Regions from separate parts of the Homo sapiens genome. Here region 2 is linked to region 1. Evidence: chromatin loops called from intact Hi-C (ENCODE). Cell type or tissue: OCI-LY7. All regions are shown on one strand.

Region 1 (8,000 bases):
ATCCAGTCACTTCCCACTCTGTCCCTTCCATGACACATGGGGATTATGGGAATTACAGTTCAAGATGTCGTTCGGGTGGGGACACAGCCAAACTATATCACTTGTAAACATTCATATACATCTGTACATACCTTCACACACTTATAAACACACACAGCATCACACTCTCATATCTCTTACACATGCTGAAAAACACATACTCAGTAACACACACTCACACATTCAATCACACACATTTTCACAAGTCTCACACACTCATACATACACATTCCTATACTCAAATACACTCACAAATTCTCTTACATGCTCTGTAACACTAAAACTCTCACACACTTTCAGATTCACACAGTCACATTCTGACACATACATACTTTCAAACACACACTCCTACATATACTCACATAATCACATACACTCACACTTACACATAGTCTCACACTGAAACAGCCACACATTCACACAGACACGAACTCACAGATGTGAAAGACATATCAGTTTTCATTGTTGCCATGGCTATTCTAGCAGTGAGAATATTTAAATAAAAATACAAAAATCCTTTGGAGTTTATATTCTACTGGGTAATGATAGATAACTAAACAAATGATATAATATCAAGCAGTGATTCATGTTATGAGGACAAGTTGACTAGGATAAAAGAATAAAGTGCGGGGGTGATATATTAAGTACAGCAGTCTGGGAGGTTTTCAGAACATTTGAGCAGAGACAGGCTGTGGTCATATTTGTGTTTTAAAAAGTAAATACATACTATGGAAAAATAATTAGGTGATAATGGTGGAAACAATTTTCTGGTCAGGAGATGATGGTGTCATGGAATAGAAATGATGCTGAGTTAGAACAGGTGGATAGCAGTGGAAGCGCTAAGAAAGAGTGGTATTCTAGATATATTTTGAGCATAGAGGGAACAGAATTTGCTAACAAATTGGAAATGAGTCATGAGAGAAAGAGAGGACTTAAGGATGATTTCAAAGTTGTTGATTGGAGCAACTTGAAACATAGAGCTGCCATTTACTATAATAGAATGAAGGATACAAAGAATAGCCTGCTTGTCACTGGGGAAATGGGAATGCAGTGGAAATGGAGAGTTCGGGTTTGGACATTAGGTTAAGGTAGCTATTGGTCATTCAAGCAGAAAGATTAGAAATGAAGATTAGAATATGATAAGCATTAGTCTGGAGTTAGGGCCAATGTTGTTTATTAAGTATTCATTAATTCACTCAACCAATAATTATTGAGCACCTCTGCTCTTATAGGCTCCGGAGATTCAGAAATTTACAAGACCAAGTCCCTTTCCTCAGAGCTCACATTCTGGTAGGGGAAGACAGCCCATATACAAATAAATATATTGTAAAATATAAAGGTAGTGATAAGTGTTATGACAGGGAAAATGAAACTGTGCTTGACACAGTTATGTGGATTTAAATCACATAATGAATGCAAGGAGATACTGGTATTATTCCCAATTTACAGTTGGGAAAAGCAAGCCTCTCACATGCCAAGTAGTAAGTCAAGGCTTAATGAATAAATGAGTTAATATTTTAACGTATCGAACTGTATAGGACTACCAAGGCTTCACTCCAAAGATACTGGCATGGATCATTCTATTTTGTCCCCAAGCCACCATACCAAGTTACCCATCTGTCTTGATCCTGAAAAGTAGTCACTAAACAGAAAATGGGCAACAAAATACTGTGAACACCCGAGGTTCCTAAAAGTACATGAGGTTTGAAATACAGCAAAGGAAACCATGAACGGGAAAATTTTAATAGCCCTTTAAATTTGAAAAGACTTTCAGTTTACAAAGCTTTTGCACTTATATACAAATTTTCCTGAATTACATAGACCAGAGTATAAAACATGGGTGCATTCACCATTTCATTGGTCTTTATAGTAACAACCTCTACAAATTGCCAACTTAGGATGGCCTCTTCTCCTGATCTGGAAGCCCTGCAAAGAATACCACTTTGCTCCCTATACATGCCCACCTCTGGTGGCTCCACATACATTTTCACAAGGGCTGCCATTTCCCTCAAAAATTATTGCTGAGATAAATGAACTGGAGCCCTCAAGGTGCAAATCTGCAGAGTTCTGTGACAAAGTGGGGGTGATCATCTCTTTATTTTTGGTGTCATAATCAAAGCCCCAGAGCAAATTATCTTGGGTCTCAACATATTACAGGTTATTTAGTGAAATATCTATGTCAGATATTTTGTTCACAATTCTCTATTTTCTTTGGACCCAGGCATAAGTCTGTTGGCAGTGGTGGGGGTAGAGCAACATCCTTTCCCTTGGCATCGTGTTCCTAAACAGAAGAACCTATGCTAGAGCAATACGCACAGCCTTTCTCCACAGGAGGAGGCATGTCTTCATTTAGTTCAATACATGCTACTTCTCTTTTTAGGACAAGCCTACAGTGAGGAAGCACATAGTCTTAGTTCCACACACCACGAGTTTCTCAGGTGCAGGTCTTCATTGGAGGAGATGCACCACATTTGTTCAGTGGTGCTTATGACTAGGTAAGTCTAGCTAATTGTGGGATGTAGAATTAGGAGAGTCACGTTTTCCTGCACAGCTGAAACATATTCTCCAAACCCAGCTGTTTTTAGTAATAAAGATGCTAGTGTTGATCTCCATCTGTCTGACTCGGTTAATTGCAAACTCAGGTGAAAAGAACAGTGCCATGTATTGGGCCCACTGAATCCCACAAAGTCTGTGGGGACTAGGCTAAAGAGAGTTTTCACTGACAGACTGTCCTCAAAACCATTCCCTAGATGCCACTGTATTTTTTTCACTTGCCTAAGGTTAGCAGTCTAGATCTCTTCCTTAGGGGAATTAAATTATAATGATATTTTTAACTTTGGGTTCAGTCCTTCATTTCTTCCCTCCTCCTTTCCTTCAACAAGTGTTTAGTGATGGCTTTTCTTTTCCAGGCACTGTCCTGACCTCTGACAATGCAACAGTGAGCAAGACAGAAATAGCACCTCTCCTCATAAAGCTTACAGTCTAGTAGCCCAACAAACGTAATTGAAATGGTCACCTGAGTGTTAGAGTGTATAATATCAACAAGCGCTGTGAGGGTCTTGGACTCTGATACAGTCTGAGGGATCAAGGAAGCCTCCCTTGTGAAAACGATGCTTGAGCTGAGATCTAAAGAATGAGTTGAAGTTAACTAGACAGAAAGATGGGGTATGAGAAACAGTGTATTTTAAACAAGGGCAAAGGAATAAGCAAAGGCCTGATGGTAGTAAGGAGGGAGTATCAAAGTTTGTATCCACCCATCACTTTCGTCCTCTCAACCAGCCTTTCTACAATTTAGCTTGGATTCTCCTTTTACACATGAATATATTGAGGCACAAATGGTTACTAGCTGCATGACCTTGGATAAGTAGTAGAACTAAAATGTAAAGCCAACATTCAGTGCTTCTAAGGTAGTACTTCTCCATTGGAGGCTAATCCCTCACACTCTACCCTCCCTAGGCACATTTGGCAATATCTGGAGACATTTTTAGTAGGAGGGATGAACTACTGCCATCTAGTGGGTAGAGGCCAGGCCTGCTGTTAAGCATTCCGCAGTGCACAGGACAGGGGTCCACATGAAATGATTATCTGGCCCGAAATATCTTTTTCTTCAGCTTTTGGAGATTTGTTTTCAATTTATTTCTTAACTTTTTATTCCGGCCACATATATGTTTATGTATGTGTATATGTATATTTGATATAATCATTTCAAAAATTTAAATAGTGCCAAAGTTGAGAAACCCCACACCAAGCTCCTAATCTTCCCACAGTTCTGCCTCATTACCTGGAGGCTTCTCAGTCCCTCATGCAAATGGACTTCTGGCCAATCAGCTCTAATTAGCCATTTTTATTCAGTAGTGGAAATGGATTAGATTTAAGCAGGGACCTCTGCTACTTTGCAATTATCTCAATGATCTTCACCAGCTTTGTATTATCCCTTAGCCTCATAGATGAGGAAATAGAGGTTAAATTACATGCCTTGGGTTTCAGAATCCAAAGCAACAGAGTAATTGAGTCCAGCTCTTCTCAAATTGATATTGTTTTCTCTTCATATCGTGGCCCTTTTGAGGATACATGCTTGCTCTCAGCCTTCTCAAGTACAACTGGCAAAGGCTGGAGATGCAGGTCTGGATCGGAGCTGCAGGAGTGCTGTGAAGAGTTTGTCAAACTTAATGGCCGCATTATTTTTTTAGGAGCTTGAAAATCAGCCTAGTGTTATTCAGCTTGAATTCTTCTCTTGCTAGGCTCAAGGCACATCAGACACACAATCTGCTGTTTGTGTAGAAAATATGTCAGGAGAGAAAAAGATAGCACCCACATGCGAGCATCTGCTGGAAAAATTCATTTTACCATTAACCATACAATTGAGTGAGAAAAACATCTGTGCCTGCTATTGCAGATGTAATCATAAAACCCAAATGTAGCAATGAAACAAAGCGGAAGAGGGGCAGAGGATGAGGAACTAGAGAAACACATGACTTTAGTGTCAGGAAGGGATGGCTCTGTGGCTCTGTTGCTGTACTGAATACTCTCACCTCCACCTTTCAAATATGACACCATCCTTAGGGAACAACACAATTGTAAGCAGGCAAATTATGCATGAGACATAGCATCTTAAACTCAAACCAGCAAGGCGGCTCCGAGAGAGCTATAAACAAGGCAGAGGAATCCCAGAGACTGCAAATTAACAGCAAAAAAACCATCTAAATAGATGTTGGCAGCATTTCAGTATTAAGGCTGACTTAGAATTGTGGAACTGGAGAATGCAGAAAATGTCAAAGCCCTCAGAGATCAACTAGTTTAATTCCCAGTTTTACTCATAAGGAAACCAAAGCCCAGAGAGGGATGTGACTGCCCAAGGTCACACAGCTAGTTAGTGGCAGATGATTCCAGACAGTTCCTGGGGAACACAACTTGTTTTTCAGACTGATAAGAGGAAGAACTTTCACAAAACTTTTCAAGTATCCGGGAGCATCAGCTTGAGAGCATAATTGTATTACAGTGATATAAAGGTAGACTTTGACTCTGGAAGCCAAAAGCCAATGGTGATTACCCAGCTTTGTTCAACCTGCTGAGGTATAATTCTGCTGCTCAAGGTGGAATAGAAACACCTATGAGATCTCAGCAAATGACACTGTACATCTGCTTTGAAAACAAATCTCAAATGTAAATGTGGTTCTGCTTCAGTTGTGTTTCCAGTTTCAAAGCAGCATACAACTTTGATCTGAAAGTGGGAAGAAGGAAATCCGACAAGGTCTAAGGCACCCCATTTCACACTCTCGTCGGTCAGTTTGCATGGTCCAGTGAAGGAGCCTGCATCCACGGAACCAGGAAGACTAGCATTGGCTTCTGGTTCTGCCTAGGACTAGCTGTATGACTTTGGGACGAAGGCCACTGGGCTTGAGCCCTCTATAGCCTTTTCATCATGGAAAAATGGAATAAGGAGAAGCAAAAGTAGAGGATAAAATGGAGAAATGTATGGTAAGAGATGGGGGTAAGAAACAGGGCTACCCTCTCTCCCTGCTCATGCCCTCAACTGACAGCATAACTAGCAGCATGTTATGGAGCCCAGACAATGTCCCTTTTCAATTCAGTTGTGTTCACATCATTCCTTTTATTCTTTTGTGAAGTCTTAGTTCAAATCTTTTGTCGATTTGTACTGGTCATTTACTTGTTAATGAATTGTAAGCAGGATTTATAGGTTGAGGATACAAGTACTTTGATATAAGCGCTGTAAATAGTTTCTGCGGTCCAAGACTTCCTTTCCCATTTTCTTGACCGTATCTTTCAAATGGCAAACATTTTTAATTTTGACATCAAATGTATCTTTTTTTAATGTTTGTGTTTATTGTGTTCTGTATATAAAACTTTTGCTTATCCTAAAGTCACACATTTCTTTATTTTTTATTTTTATTTATTTTTATTTTTGAGACAGAGGCTCTCTCTGTTGCCCAGGTTGGAGTGCAATGGTGTGATCTCGACTCACTGCAACCTCCACCTCCCGGGTTCAAGCGATTCTCCTGCCTCAGCCTTCCAAGTAGCTGGCATTACAGGCACCCACCACCGCGCTTGGCTAATGTTTTGTATTTTTTAGTAGAGACTGGGTTTTGCCATGTGGGCCAGGCTGGTTTCAAACTCCTGACCTCAGGTGATCCACCCACCTCGGCCTCCCAAAGTGCCGGGATTACAGGCATGAGCCACCGTGCCTGGCCACAAATATTTTCTTTTATACTTTCTTCTAGATGTTTCAGAGTTTGAGGTTTTACATTTAGGTCCATTTAGAAGCTATGCACATTTATTATCTATTTTGAGCTGATTTGTGTGTATGACATAAGTTAAAAGTTAGTGTTGGCTTTTTCCCGTATGGGTATACAGTTGGTACAGCAGTATTGGTTGAAAAGGTCATTTTCCCCATTTAATTACCTTGGTACCTTTGATAAATTGATCATATATGTATAACACTTTTGGCTTGTGGGCAGACCTAGACCTACACTTCAAAGACAATGCAAAGGAAGACACAAGTTTACAAACACATTTGCTCTGATTCCAGCTCAGTGAAGCTCAACTCATGAGGTCTGACTGTCTAGGACATCACAGTTTTTCCCAGGGGAGAAGGAGGGTGAAATAACAAGAGACTACTTAGGATAGTTAATTATAACAGGCACACAAGATTGGGGCAATCCTCGTCTCTACTTTATAAGCATCACATTACTAATCCTTCTAAACAACCCTGTGAAATCACAATTAATGCGATCCCCATGCTTTAAAGTGAAGCATTGAGAGGTCACTTACTTATCTAAGGTCATGTAGAGCTGGAGGACCTGGAGTCTGAAACTAGACTCTATGATGCCAGAGCTATGCTTTGAATCACTGTTTCTATTTATCTTTGTAGCTCCATTACTGTTATCTGCACAGTGCTCTGTAATGGTTCTCAACTAAAACAACCTACTACTATTCTCTTCCCTCCCAGCTGTTGAGGGCTAACTAATAAAAATAGTTAATATTTGTTGAGCACTAAAGCGCATAGGCTCTTTACATACATTAGTTCATTCAATTCTCACAACAGCTCCAAATAAGTTTTGTACTATTATCATCTCCATTTTACTGATGCAGAAACTCAGTCTCAGATCCTTTAAGTAACTCTCTCTAGATCATACAGCTATTAAATGACAGAGCCAGGATCTCAAGCCAAAATTGCCTGCCACTACATTCCCTGCTCTTAACTACTACAACGTGCCACCTTCTAGACTTTTTTTTTTTTTTTTTAGATAGGAGTCTCATTCTGTCACCCAGGATGGAGTGCGGTGGCGCGATCTCGGCTCACTGCGCCCTCCACCTCCCAAGTTCAAGCGATTCTCCTGCCTCAGCCTCCCAGGTAGCTGGGATTACACGCTCGGCCACCACGCCTGGCTAATTTTTGTATTTTTGGTAGAGATGGGGTTTTGCCACGTTCCCAGTCTGGTCTCGAACTCCTGACCTGAGGTGATCCACCCATCCCAGCCTCCCAAAGTGCTGGGATTACAGGCGTGAGCCACAGCGCCTGGCTTCACCTTCTAGACTTTAAGGTAGATTATCCCTGCATGGTTGCAGGGGGTGAGGTAAAGACACTGGTAAGTCGCTAATGTGCCTTCACACCCAAGAAGATTCCCTGGATCTATGTCTATGTTTATCACTTAAAGCTAGGGGTTGGGAAAATGAGCAATTCAGAAGTTCCCACAGCTGACTTAGAATTTCCATGGAATTGCCTGTCTTCAGAAGATCAAAGGCTTCCGTATTACAAAGTGGCACCACTTGCTCTATTCTGCTTGGAACTTCAGGAAGAACAGTATATGCAAAATGATTCATTTTGATAAGCTGTTATGGATTAACCTAACAACAAATAAATTATTCAATTATTCAGAATTATCCTAATAATACTTTTATGTTTAATCTTTATGATCTTCAATATGGTTTCACCAGTGCTC
Region 2 (8,000 bases), 460 kb before region 1:
GATCTCTTGAAGCCTATCTCATTCTCTTGTGTTGTACACTTTATTTTTCTTCAGTATTTTATTTAGTGAGTTGATTATGTAGGCTTCAGGATCGTAGGGGAGGTATCCCTGGGTAGGCACCAGTTGTAGCTAAAGCAGATGGATAGACGTAATACCAAAGGTGTGCAGAGGTCCAGGCTTGATGAAGATGGCTGAGGGAGCTCTCTATTAGATGTGCTGAGGTTTTATCAGAGTAAAGGGTAGGAGCTACATCAGGTCCCCTGCCAGGCCAGCAGGAAAGCTATCCACTTCCTGGCCTCACTGCTGTCCCAGTGTTCCAGCTATTGAGATCAGACAGGCGCCTCTTTTCATCTGCAGGAATATTGATGTTCCAAGTGTGAAAGAATTGGGACTCTGCCTCTTGTGCATGCCTGAATCTGGGGAGTGCTCCTCCTGTGGGGCTGCAATCACCCTGAATTGTTCCAGGAAGGCTGTCTATAGGTGCATCTATGCTGTGTTCCCATGGGAGAAGCTGCAGCTGTGTCTGCAGTGGTGTGCAAGCGGGGAACAAGGACCCCTTCTCCAACACCCTTCATGATCATAGAGGCTGCCTACCTATTGGGTAGAGGTGCAGACTTTCCCTACTGTGCCCAGCGCTGCAATTGTGTCTCTGCTGTAAGAAAATTTCCACCAATGAAAAAATCTGGGACACAAGGCCTGCCATTCAGATTCTTTTGTCCCATGGGGCATTCCCCTAATGTGGTGCTCTCCCTCTTCCCGTAGGAATGGGACTTCCTGAGAGCCAGAATACAGTGATTGTTATTGCTCTTCTAGGTCTAGCCACCCAATGGGGCTACTTGACTCTGGGTTGGTGCTGGGAAATATCTGCAACAGATCCACTGATGTGACCTGTTCAGTTCTCCCAGCCGTGGATACCAGCGCCTGCTCTGATGGAGGAGGCAGGGGAGCAGTGTAGACTCTGTGAGATTTCTTAGTTGTAGATAGGCTTAGTGTGCTGGCTTTCTCAAATGCTGGTTATAATAGTAGTGAACTTGTCATGTGGACAGACTGAGGACCTCTAGTTACTCACACTGTTGCGGGCAGTGGTGATAGCTGAGGTCATGCAACCATTTTCTTCTTGAGTGCAGTGTTATTCTACCTAGAGGTGCTGTAATGGCCTGTGTTGGTTGGTCTCCAGCCAGGAGGTGGCACTTGCAAAAGAGCATCAGCTACAGTAGTAACAGTGGGATTTGAGTTGCGCTAAGTTTCCCAGAGGAAATATTCTGTTTTCTCAGGTGATGAGTGGGGCTATAAAGCTCCTAAAAGTTTATTTCTTTTGTGTTAAGCTACCGGGGTGGGTGGAGGGATATCATCAGATAGGGGCAGGGTTAGGTGGGTCTGAGCTCTCATTCTCTTTGAGTGGGGCAGGCCACAGCCCCTGTGAAGGATGGGGGTGGTTCCCAGGCCACTAGGGTAATGTTCTGGAGGAAGGTATAAGTGCCTCTGCTGCACAGAAGAGTTTGCAAAGGGAGTCTGGAGTAGCAGGCTGCAACAGTAAGCCTTACCCAGCTCCCACGCAGTTGGGGAGGCCAGTCTCACTCCTGTAGTGCTCTTCTAACAGCACCTGGTTTAGATCCAGGCATTCTGCGCACAGATCTCAGACATGCCCCAGGCCAAGAGACAGCAACCACGGCTTGCAAACCATGCTCCTCCCTGTCTGCCCGCAGGGCAGGGTGCCAAACTTCTGTGCTGAAGTTTGAATGCTTCTATACTTCTGAGTCTGAAGCATACTTCCTGCTTGATCCCCGGGGTCTGATCAAGGGAATTGGTCCCCACTTGAGATTATATCACAAAATTCGTTTGGGAGCTTCTTTCACTCTGCAACCCCTTCCTGAGCTTGTTGGCTGTCTTCGCTGAGGGCCCCTGTGAGATATAGTCGGGAAACCTTCCTTATTATATATAGTCAGGAATAGGTTCTCTATTCCCTAGGGATAGGAATGCCTGCAAGGCACTTTCTGCTGCTGCTTCTACTTTTATGTTTTACACCGCTCCCTAAATCCATCCCAGCTCTGTGTAGGGTTAAGGCCTTCTCCCATGGTCTGAATTTTCAGATTCCCCAGTGGGGATGTATGCTCAGAGGCAGACTCTCCCCTTCTCACACTCTGGGAATTTACAGGTGTTTTGCCTGTCTCACTGAGTATGTTGCAGCCTGCCACTTCTTTCAAAGGATCTGTAGATTCTTTCAGTTTTCCTGTTAAGTTCCTGTGTTGGTTCTCGGGGGAAAAAATAGTGTGAATTTCTATCCACTATTCTGTCTTTCCAGGTGGGAGAGCCACACTAAAACTGCCTCCAACCTGCCATCTTTTTTTTTTTTTTTTTTTTTTTTTGAGATGGAGTCTCGCTCTGTCGCCCAGGCTGGAGTGCAGTGGCGCAATCTCGGCTCGCCGCAAGCTCCACCTCCCAGGTTCACGCCATTCTCCTGCCTCAGCCTCCCGAGTAGCTGGGACTACAGGGGCCCGCCACCACGCCCGGCTAATTTTTTGTATTTTTAGTAGAGACGGGGTTTCACCGTGTTAGCCAGGATGGTCTCGATCTCCTGACCTCGTGATCCGCCTGCCTCGGCCTTCCAAAGTGCTGGGATTACAGGGGTGAGCCACCGCGCCCGGCCACCAATCTGCCATCTTAAAAAAAAAAAAAAACTAATTATGGATTTTTTTTGTATCATCCAACAAAATGTTTAACTTTTATTTTAATTGCAGGGGTGCAGGTGCAGGTTTGTCATATAGGTAAATTGTGTGTTACAGGGCTTTTGTGTAAAACTTATTTTGTAGCCCAGATAATAAACATAGTGATTGGCTCTGATGACTGGAGGAACACCAGGGTCCTTGGTCTCATGCTGATAGGATTAACAACACGGACACGCGTGGAGTGGTTTTAAGGAGCAACAAGTTTAATAGGCAAGAAGGATGGAAGAAAGAAGAGAACAGCTCCCTGTACAGAGACAAGGGAGGGGGGCTTGGAACAAAAAGAAACCCCATGTGCGGCAGAAAGGCAGTCCATTATATCTGGAGGCTGGAGGAGGTGGTGTCTTGTTTGCATAGGGCCCAAGGGATTGGTTTGACCAGGTGTGTCATTCACGTAGCCCGTGAAAAACCCGGCCCACCCAACTTAGTCCTTTAATATGCAAATGTGGGTGGCCATGATGCTTTGAACACATGGTGTTATCTGGAGGTGGCCATCACACTTGGCACAGGTGGTGACAAGAAAAAGGCAGGAATCACCATATTGGGTGAACCCAGTTTCTAATGGCAGGCATTTGCATATCAAAGCTTGCCGGCCTGGCCCTTCAAGCCACCTATTCTGTTAGAAAAGAGATGGTTCGGGGGTTGTTTCTTATTACAGGAAAATTTCCACTGAGAACCTATCCTACCTAAAATAATTTCTCAATAACTCCTGTATTACTCCCCCCTCAAAGAGAAGTAAACCTAACTGCTGTTAGGAGGTGTTGGGTGATGATTCTTTCTGGCTACTTCCTGCCTAAAAGGAGCCCGTGTGTGGCTCTGCTCGCAGCGCCATTTGGAGTTTTATTGCTTCCAGGTGAAAAGAGATAAATTTTTACAAGAAGTTTTAAAATATAGGGTTAGAATATGAGTATTAACGTTACCACCATTAGTGGGGGTCCTATAGAACCTAACTGACAGAGTTTGACACTTGTTAGATACACCAATGGATTGCAATACCGATTTGCCTCCACTAGATGTCAATGTACATTACCAGAAATGTTAATATAAAAGCTACTTTTTCCTAGAGAAAAGCATACATTTCCCCCTTGATTTGCCATTAGAGAATAACTTTAGTCTTAGGCCATCTTTTTAACTTGCAATATGATAGGGAGAAATACGTTATTGGCTGGCTAAAATAATTTTAGCGTTAATTTTGACAGTTCCTTTCCTTTAATTATTAGAGTTTTTCATGACTTTCACAGACCCTCTCACAACATCCTTAAACTTTCTCACTTGTCCTAAACGTCTTTCCCTTAAACAACCAGTCATTTCCTTTTAGGACAAGTATTTACCATACAAAATCCTTTCTTATATAAAATTTCTTTCTTTATAACCTTCTTTTCATAGCTTAGAGTGCCTTATATTACCAACCTTTAGTAAAAAGTCCTATTAAACGTAATGATAGTAAAACTTTTATGCTTGCAATTATACAGCAATTATAATTTTACAAACAGAATTCCACATTGTGGGTGCTGCCACAGTGCATAGTTCTATTGCAAATAGTAGCATGACCTATAACAATTTTCACAAGAGTGGCATGGTAAATAATTGTCATTTAAAACTTTACTTGCCCAGATATAACATTTCCCTTTGGAGATTTACAAAGTTACAAATGCGATTCTAGGAATAATTAAATCTCCCTGCAAATATGCATTAAGAAGAAGTTCTAATATTTGGTGGCAAATTTTGAGAGGAAAGGACAGAAATGACAAAAAGTATCTATTGAGGTAAAGGTGGGACTCAGTAAGATGAGTAGCCCTCACTCAGTTTCTTATCTTTTATGATTTTTAGGTTAAGATCTTCTATTTCTCCACACTGATATTCAGGACGTTCCTCTGGGCTGTCAAGGGTTGCTCCCTCAGCTCTTCAGGCTTTGAATTGAGTGTGATGTATCCAGGAGTTGATTCCTGTAACGTTTACTGCCAAGAAGGTTGAAAGAAGAACAGTGGAGGTCCCTTCCCAGGTTGGCTTATGGAAGGAGAGAGATGAGAATTTTCACTAATACCAAATTTCCTGGGTTAAAGAAAGGTGGTTTTATTTCCTGGGGTTGGTCTTCTGCTAGTTGTGTTCATTCTTGTTGGAAGTGAGCTAGAGAGGTTACATGCTTAACCAATGTGGAGGTTTTCTGCCTGAAAACAATCTCTGAGCACATTGATAAGTTTTATCCTTTCTCCAGTGAAAAGCTTGGGGAAGGATTTTAAGGACCTTCATTGGCTGGAGGCTGGCAAATAGAGTTTGCCATCCTGAGGGCTAAAAAGTATGCCCTTGAGAAGTGGCCTATTCTATTTCTGCAGGGGAATACTGAGGTTTAATTTCTTTTATGGAGACCTCCTAGATTAGAAGGGCTTGAAGTGTGTTAGTGCCTTGAGGCTTCCTTGCCTTTGACTTAGATGCCTGATCAGCTCATCTATTTTCCTTGGCTACCTCATCTGTTCCCTTTCAATGTTCCCTGCAATACATCCCTGCTATTTCTCATGGAAGAAAAACTGAGGATAATAACCTGCTAGTTTCCTGGTAATATTTTATAGGAGATCCATTAGTGGTAAGAAAACTCCTTTCCTTTTCAATGGCAGCATGAGCATGGAAAATCAGGAAGGCATACTTGGAGTCAGTATAAATGTTAGTTACCTTTCCCTTGCTTAATTTAAGTGCTTTTGTAAGAGCTATTAGCTCAGCTAATAGAGCGCTTATGTTTGGGGACAGTGACTACTGCTTATCCTGCCTTACGTACTTCTTGCTTTACCAGCTGTTTGCTAGCTAAAAGCTCCCCCCAGAGAACTGTGATCCTGCCACATTATATGGGGTGTAAACAGTTCAATTATGTCCTGGGGTTAACTTGGAGGCTTTTCTGACTAATAAAGCTATCACGACAATGGCTTGGAAGCATGTATAAATAGGTCCTTCTAACTACAACCAAGGTGGAGAGAAATATTGGATTAGGGTTTTTCCTGAGATGCCAATTACGGTCAGGCTATAGGAAGAGGAGAGACCTGAATTAGAGAGAAAAAAAAGAGAGAGACTGGCTCTAGTGTTTAGAAAGAGGTCCGCTTTCCTTTCTTCAATTTCCAGAATCACCTGGGACTCCTGTGCTATGATGGCAGTTTGAGTTGCTGGAGCCGAGTTTTGAGCCACGGGATACATCGGTCCTGCTGTACCATCTGTGAGATTGGTCCTGAACCCAGTGACCTCCGCCTCTGGGGGCAGTTCTGTCTCCAGTGGTTTTCGCCACAGGCTGGACGGGGTCAAGGTGGCTTCATCTTGCTGCCTGGGAATTCCTTTTTAAAATGCCCTGGTCAGCCACACGAATAGCAACTAGCGGATGCACCTTGGGGATCCTGGACTTTGCAAGCCTGCAAAGCTTCTGCTAGAGCCTTTGTCCTTCTCATGAGCTTTCTCTTTCTTTTGGGCCTCCTCCCGGTCCCTATTATAAGAGACCGAAGTGGCCACCTTCAGGAGGTTCTCTAAAGTGCTGTTCGGTCCTACAGCTTGCTTCTGTAGTTTTCTTCTAATATTGGGAGTTGCCTGTGTAATAAACTTGTCCTTCAGGATAAGCTGTCCCTTAACTGGATCAGGGGATAAAGAGGTGTGTTCTATTAGTGCCTCTCTCAGCCTTTCCATAAAGGCTACAGGATTCGCACTTGGCTTTTGATCTATTATAGACAGTTTAGAGTAATTGAGAGGTTTGACCCTGGTTTTCCGTAGGGCTTCTAAACTGCATATTAAAAACACTTCCTTTTCCATTCATTCTCTGAGCTATTTCCCCAGTACTATAGCATTTCCTGATCTTGCCTAACGGGATTACTTCCCTAGGCTGTAAAAATTCCCACACACTCAACACACAGGGAGTAAGAGACTGCAGATAGAGAAAGAAGGAAAGAAAGAAAGTTTTGCGACAGGATAGCTGGAAGACAGCCTTGAGATTAAAACAGATTTGAGGTTGAGATTCGCTCCATACTCACCACTCTGAAGAATGAATTCCAGGCCCATGCACCAAAATAATGACTCTGATGACTGAAGGAACAGCAGGGTCCTTGGCCTCGCGCAGATAGGAGTAACAACATGGACACACGTGGAGTGGTTTTAAGGAGCGAAAAGTTTAATAGGCAAGAAAGAAGGAAGAAAGAAGAGAACAGCTCTCCCACACAGAGACAAGAGCGGGGGACTTGGAACAAAGAGAAACCCCGTGTGTGGCAGAAAGGCAGTCCATTATATCAGGAGGCTGGGGGAGGGGGTGTCTTGTTTGCATAGGGCCCAGAGGATTGGTTTGACCAGGTGTGTCATTCACATAGCTTGCCAAAAACCTGGCCCTCCCAACTTAGTCCTTTAATATGCAAATGTGGGTCATCAGGATGTTTTGAACACATGGTGTTATCTGGAGGTGGCCATCACACTTGGCACAGGTGGTGACAAGAAGAGGGCAGGAATCACCATATTGGGTGAACCCAGTTTCGAATGGCCTGCATTTGCATATCAAAGCTTGACAGCCCAGCCCTTCAAGCCACCTTTTCTGTTAGAAAAGAAATGGTTCGGGGGTTGTTTCTTATTACAGGAAAATTTCCACTGAGAACATTTACCCTTACTATCTGCCTAAAATCATTTCTTATTAACTCTTGTATTAATCTTACCCAATAGGTAGTTTTTTGATCCTCACCCTCCTCCCACCCTCCATCCTCAAGTAGGCCCTGGGGTCTATTGTTTCCTTCTTTGTGTCCTTGTGTATTCAATGTTTAGCCCCCACTTACAAGTGAGAACAAGCTTAGTATTTGGTTTTCTGTTCCTGCATTAGTTCCCATAGGATAATGGCCTCCAGCTTCATCCATGTTGCTGCAAAGGACATGATTGCATTCTTTATTATGGCTGAATAGTATTCCATGTTGTATATGTACTTCGTTTTCTTTATCCAGCTCATGATTAATGGACATCTAGATTGATTCCATGTCATTCCCTGAGCTGTTGTGAGTAGTGTTGCAATAAACATGTATGCATGCATCTTTATGGTAGATGGATTTATAATCCTTTAGGTATATACTCAATATTGGGATTGCTGGGTCAAACTGTAGTTCTGTTTTAAGTTATTTGAGAAATTTCTGAACTGTTTTTCACAGTGACTGAACTAAGTTTTATTCTCACCAGCAGTGTATAAGCATTTCCTTTTCTTCACAACCTCACCAACATCTGTTATTTTTTGACTTTTTAATAACAGTAATTCTGACAGGTGTCAGATGGTATCTCATTGTG

Evidence for each region. Hi-C counts contacts between places; a loop is a spot of excess contacts. Peaks named below come from ENCODE experiments on the same cell type or tissue, not always from the same donor. Only the 100,000 strongest peaks of a DNase experiment are listed, where the experiment ranks them.
Region 2: it touches region 1 in a loop (21-fold over the local background); 5 of 110 quality-filtered maps call a loop at or near these places.

The regions. Positions count from the first base shown.
Region 1 is chrX:141,274,933-141,282,932 of GRCh38, forward strand. No RefSeq gene overlaps it. Among named protein-coding and RNA genes, the nearest start is that of SPANXC, 36 kb to the left of the region's middle. In OCI-LY7, a CTCF peak has its summit at 3,559 (motif pointing left); no DNase peak of the experiment used is centred here.
Region 2 is chrX:140,814,413-140,822,412 of GRCh38, forward strand. No RefSeq gene overlaps it. Among named protein-coding and RNA genes, the nearest start is that of MIR320D2, 110 kb to the right of the region's middle. In OCI-LY7, CTCF peaks have their summits at 3,748 (motif pointing right) and 3,950; DNase peaks (open chromatin) are centred at 3,719, 7,109 and 7,999; H3K4me3 peaks cover 4,104 bases; H3K27ac peaks cover 2,219 bases.